Regions from separate parts of the Mus musculus genome. Here region 1 is linked to region 2. Evidence: chromatin loops called from intact Hi-C (ENCODE). Cell type or tissue: heart. All regions are shown on one strand. Each heading gives the region's core, and the rest is flanking DNA. Links, peaks and the distances in the headings are about the cores only.

Evidence for each region. A loop is a pair of places that touch in the nucleus more often than their neighbours do. Peaks named below come from ENCODE experiments on the same cell type or tissue, not always from the same donor. Only the 100,000 strongest peaks of a DNase experiment are listed, where the experiment ranks them.
Region 1: it touches region 2 in a loop (4-fold over the local background); 8 of 42 quality-filtered maps call a loop at or near these places.

What each region holds. Positions count from the first base shown.
Region 1 is chrX:104,813,813-104,816,727 of GRCm38, reverse strand. No RefSeq gene overlaps it. Among named protein-coding and RNA genes, the nearest start is that of 1700121L16Rik, 1.5 kb to the left of the region's middle. In heart, for the core only: no CTCF peak of the experiment used is centred there; no DNase peak of the experiment used is centred there.
Region 2 is chrX:104,953,639-104,956,553 of GRCm38, reverse strand. No RefSeq gene overlaps it. Among named protein-coding and RNA genes, the nearest start is that of Gm33486, 49 kb to the left of the region's middle. In heart, for the core only: no CTCF peak of the experiment used is centred there; no DNase peak of the experiment used is centred there; H3K27me3 peaks cover 369 bases.

The sequences.
Region 1 (2,915 bases), core at 244-2,743, 140 kb after region 2:
TGAGTTCCAGAGCACCTAGAGCACTGGCTCCCACCAAGACTCCAATTGAGAACTCTGCGGACGTGCACCTCGTTCTCCACTGAGAGAAAGCGGCCTGCCAATAGCCACAAAGCCCTCTGTGGCAGAATACAGCTTTCCTCACATGTCACGTGGCCAAGAGTGACCATGGGAGCACAGAAGGATCCCTGGATTTTATAGACAGCCTGTGTGACATGGAGGGCTAGATGAGAAGTTTCTCAGAGACTCTGCATTCTGGAAGGAGATAATGGTCATTCAGAAGGAGGTGATGAAGCAGGGGAAGGGAAGAAGAACCTGCTCCCTGCTGGCCCCTGTGAGGTCCTTGTGAACTAGCTCCTTGCTGCATAGTGTCTGGAAGTGAGTTTCAGTTTTCCCTGGGACAACTTGCCTGGGGACACAGGGTGCTAATTTGTATGGTTCTGATAGCCTCTTGGCAGTGAGGCTTGCTGCAAAGGAACATTTCTCCATGAGGGGATACCATCTCCTATGCTGGATTCCAGGCTACTGGCAAGGCTGGGAGTGGGGCCAGGGTCTCATGATGAGGGAATCTGGGCTGTGTGTATCAGGTACACAGCTGCAGTTAGAGCCACTTGCACATGCCCACCCTTCTCATGCAAACTTCCCTGGGGAACATGCTCTCACCTAGGTGTCAGGGGACATCTAGGTGCTGGGAACAAGGTACTGTGTGACTTTCCAAGGGTCCTGGGTCCCTGATCCTGACCACAGAGGAAGGTTCAGACTCTAACCAGGATGCTTTTCTTTTGTGTGTGTGTGTCTTTTGTTTAATTGACTTAAAAATGACAGGCTTCCTTCCAGTATTTTCATACATGCTTTGCTTTGGTTGACTTTCTTCTGGCCTTGTACACCAGAACACCCACATTACTGACTCTCATTTTCTCAGCTGTTCCCATTTACCCCCAGTATTCCTGCATTTCACTTCAATATCTCATGTGATTGACTGTCTGTTCCATCCCTCCATCAAAACCTATTTTCATTTTGAGACAGTGATACAGGAAGTCCAGGCTAGGTCTGAATTCCCTGTAAAGCTAGGGACAGTTTTGGAGCCCTGATCTTCCCTTGTGCTCTTCCCAAGTTCTGGAATTACAGGTCTGAGCTACCACACCCGGATCCCAGAGGCTTTGAAAGGGTTCCAGGAAAGAACCCTTGCTGTGTTCTAAAGCATCATAGAATGAGTCAAAACCAACAGTGATAAGAAACTAGAGGGACACTGGAATATACTGGCTTATATGTAGAAAGGGCAGAGGAGACTACAGGGTTACTTTAATACTGGCCTTTGACTTTTCAGAGTTGCTGGACCCGGGCAAGCTGGGTCAGAGTGAGGAGACTTTCCTGGTGGACCAAGGAAATGTAAGGAAAGAGGAGACATGGTTCAGGAAGCCTCCCTTTGCCAGGCCAAGCATGGGTATCTGGAGCAGGGAAATAGCAGAGCAGAATCTTAAGTGGAACATGGAGGAGATTTGGGGCTGGAGAGAGAGCAAAAAGCAAAAGCGAAAGTGGAAATGAAGGGAGAGAGGAGAGAAGGGGAAGGGAGGACAAAGAGAAGACAGGAGACAGAAGATTGAACCCTGCCCACCTCTGCCATATTGCTTTAATAAATGCCAGACAGGGTCTTGAGACATGGCTCAGTTGGTAAAGTGCTTGCTACACAATATTGGGCACCTGAATTCAGTCTCTAACACCCAAATAAAAGCTAGCCTTGGGGAATGCATGTTTGAGCCCTGTACTGGGAAAGCAGGGTCAGAATGATCCCTGGGGCTTGCTGGTCAGCTGTCTCACTAGACCAGAAAGCTCAAGGATCAATGAGTGACCCTCTCTCACACAATAACGGGGGAGGTGACTGAGGGAGACACTGGAGGTCAAACACACACACACACACACACACACACACACACACCCATACACACACTCGCACTCAAACACACATAGTCACACACTCATACACACACACACACATACACACAAATGCTATACACTCACAAACATGAAGAGGGTGTGGGCGGCATTACAGTCCTGTTTACCCAGTGAGAAGCTATTGCTTATATACAGTCATATCTCACACAGTTGCCAAGAGTTACTCTCTGGTGAATACCAAGGTATTAGCTGACACCCTATTTGTGGGTTTGCTTGCCTGTCACCTAGAGCACTGACTGATGATGCCCTCCCCCTGAGCACAGCTGAATAGCTGCAGTCTTCACTTCCTGAAAAGAATCACTCAGTTGGGTCCTGTCACATGGGTGCAACTTCCATGACCAGTAACAGGACATCATGTCCCCTTAATTTACACAAGGGAAGACACTGCTCAGCTCTATGTCAGACTGTCACCACACTTATTTGCATGTGGGCATTTGAAGAATGCTCCCCACTCCACAAGTCCTTTAAAATCCAAACTCAAATGTCTGAATCAGGTCTCTGAGCCAGCCCGATGTCTATAGCAGTCTGCCCCTCTCCCTAGAGCCTTCAACTGCCCGTCATTCTTCTATGGAGGACAATGCCAACACATGTTTTACTTCTGACACCCTACTGACTTCTGGGATTTCATGGAGGGTTCTGTCCCACACATCCACAGGTGTGTGCTCCATCAGCTGCAAGAATGAGGTGGCCTTGTGCTCCACAGAGTGTCCAAAGATCACTCCCAGACAAGGGGAGAGCTTGGTGAGAGAACGCAAGCCCCTCCTCTGTCACCTAGAAGAACTGCAATTCCATTTTCCATCTCTACATCTACCAGGAAATTGCAGTTGAAAGCAGCATCTGCTGTGAGGTCACAGGGTGTGCGTGCACATCATTACTGAGAGGATGTGTGTAGGAGTAGGGCTCATGACCCAGGCCTGTCTCTGTAGGAAGCTCGGATCTGTTTGTTAGGGAAACTCTTGCTGCAT
Region 2 (2,915 bases), core at 250-2,749:
TTTCTAACAGGGGGTGCCAGCACATGCCTGTTATACAAGCATCTAGGAAGTAGAGGGAGGAAGGTAAGAAATTAGAGGTAATCCTAGTTAATACAGAACTTTGGAGGTGAAACAAAACAAAAATAACAACAACAAAAAAAAACAAAGAAACTAAACAAATATAAAACACACAGAACATGTTTTCTGTTGCAGAGTAGAAAGTGTTCCAGACGAAAAACAGCTTTGTTAAGCAGGCACTGGGATTGGGAATATTCCCTTGTCCAGATATGGGCCAGTTGTCTCACACACACCAAGAGCTTAACTGTAAAGGAGAGCTGATAAAGGTTGGTTCCCCCACCCCCCAGGGACACATTGCCCATTGTCTCTGTGCATATGCAGATGCCTCTCCAACAGCAATCCTTTGTAGCTGTGCCTGTGAACCTCATAAAATTGCTTTTCCTGGCTTTCTACATAGTGCTCTATCATTGCCCTCTACTGCAGGATGCAGCAGGAGTTTCCCTAACAAACAGATCCGAGCTTCCTACAGAGACAGGCCTGGGTCATGAGCCCTACTCCTACTCACAGCCTCTCAGTAATGATGTGCACGCACACCCTGTGACCCCACAGCAGAGGCTGCTTTCAACTGCAATTTCCTGGTAGATGTAGAGATGGAAAATGGAATTGCAGTTCTTCTAGGTGACAGAGGAGGGGCTTGCGTTCTCTCACCAAGCTCTCCCCTTGTCTGGGAGTGATCTTTGGACACTCTGTGGAGCACAAGGCCACCTCATTCTTGCAGCTGATGGAGCACACACCTGTGGATGTGTGGGACAGAACCCTCCATGAAATCCCAGAAGTCAGTAGGGTGTCAGAAGTAAAACATGTGTTGGCATTGTCCTCCATAGAAGAATGACGGGCAGCTGAAGGCTCTAGGGAGAGGGGCAGACTGCTATAGACATCGGGCTGGCTCAGAGACCTGATTCAGACATTTGAGTTTGGATTTTAAAGGACTAGTGGGGGGGGGGCATTCGTCAAATGCCCCCATACAAATAAGTGTGACAGCCTGACACAGACCTGGGCAGTGTCTTCCCTTGTGTAAATTAAGGGGACATGATGTCCTGTTACTGGTCATGGAAGTTGCACCCATGTGACAGGACCCAACTGAGTGATTCTTTTCAGGAAGCGAAGGCTGCAGCTATTCAGCTGTGCTCAGGGGGAGGAGGGGAGGGCATCTTCAGTCAGTGCTCTAGGTGACAGGCAAGCAAACCCACAAATAGGGTGTCATGCTCCTCTCTCAGCTAATACCTTGGTATTCACCAGAGAGTAACTCTTGGTGACTGTGTGAGATAAGACTGTATATAAGCAATAGCTTCTCACTGAGTAAACAGGACTGTATGCCGCCCACAGCCTCTTCATGTTTGTGAGTGTATAGCATGTGTGTGTCTGTGTGTGTGTGTGTGTGTGTGTGTGTGTGTATGAGTGTATGACTGTGTGTGTTTGAGTGTGAGTGTGTGTATGTGTGTGTGTGTGTGTGTGTGTTTGACCTCCAGTGTCTCCCTCAGTCACCTCCACCATTATTGTGTGAGAGAGGGTCTCTCATTGATCCTTGAGCTTTCTGGTCTAGTGAGACAGCTGACCAGCAAGCCCCAGGGATCATTCTGACCCTGCTTCCCCAGTACAGGGCTCAAACATGCATTCCCCAAGACCAGCTTTTATTTGGGTGTTAGAGACTGAATTCAGGTCCCCAGTCTTGTGTAGCAAGCACTTTACCAACTGAGCCATGGCTCACTTTACCAACCCAGGACCCTTGGAAAGTCACACGGTACCTTGTTCCCAGCATCTAGATGTCCCCTGACACCTAGGTGAGAGCATGTTCCCCAGGGAAGTTTGCATGAGAAGGGTGGGCATGTGCAAGTGGCTCTAACTGCAGCTGTGTACCTGATACACACAGCCCAAATGCCCTCATCATGAGACCCTGGCCCCACTCCCAGCCTTGCCAGTAGCCTGGAATCCAGCATAGGAGATGGTATTCCCTCATGGAGAAATGTTCCTTTGTAGCAAGTCTCATTGCCAAGAGGCTATCAGAACCATACAAATTAGCACCCTGTGTCCCCAGGCAAGTTGTCCCAGGGAAAACTGAAACTCACTTCCAGACACTATGCAGCAAGGAGCTAGTTCACAAGGACCTCGCAGGAGCCGGCAGGGAGCAGGTTCTTCTTCCCTTCCCCTGCTTCATCACCTCCTTCTGAATGACCATTATCTCCTTCCAGAATGCAGAGTCTCTGAGAAACTTCTCATCTAGCCCTCCATGTCACACAGGCTGTCTATAAAATCCAGGGATCCTTCTGTGCTCCCATGGTCACTCTTGGCCACGTGACATGTGAGGAAAGCTGTATTCTGCCACAGAGGGCTTTGTGGCTATTGGCAGGCCGCTTTCTCTCTGTGAAGAACGAGGTGCACGTCCGCAGAGTTCTCAATTGGAGCCTTGGTGGGAGCCGGAGCTCTAGGTGTTCTGGAACCCAGAAGCCCACTGGCTTCTTTCCCAGCATGCATTTAACTCCAGTCTCCTCATTCCTGAGCCTCAGATTCCAGAGAATGGCATAACTGATAATTGAGGAGGAGTCATGCAGTATTCAGGTGAGGTTCCTGACCCCCGTCCCATGCCAGTGTCTTTCTGAAACTCATACCAGAGAGCCCGAGCAGCTACAGAGCTCCTCTGTCATCCTCTGGACTTCTCCATCGTGTCTTGTGCATCCTTTTATTTTGATGCCCAGATAAGTGTCCAGGCCCCTTGTCCTTGTCCCGTCACCCATGCTTATGGGCTTTTAATCACCAAAGGCTGTCAATTAGTGTAATTAATGATTTCTCATATTCAGTCTTGGACCATTTCGTTTTCTGTCCCCTCCCACTTCAGTTCTCTCCTATTTTAACTTAGTGAG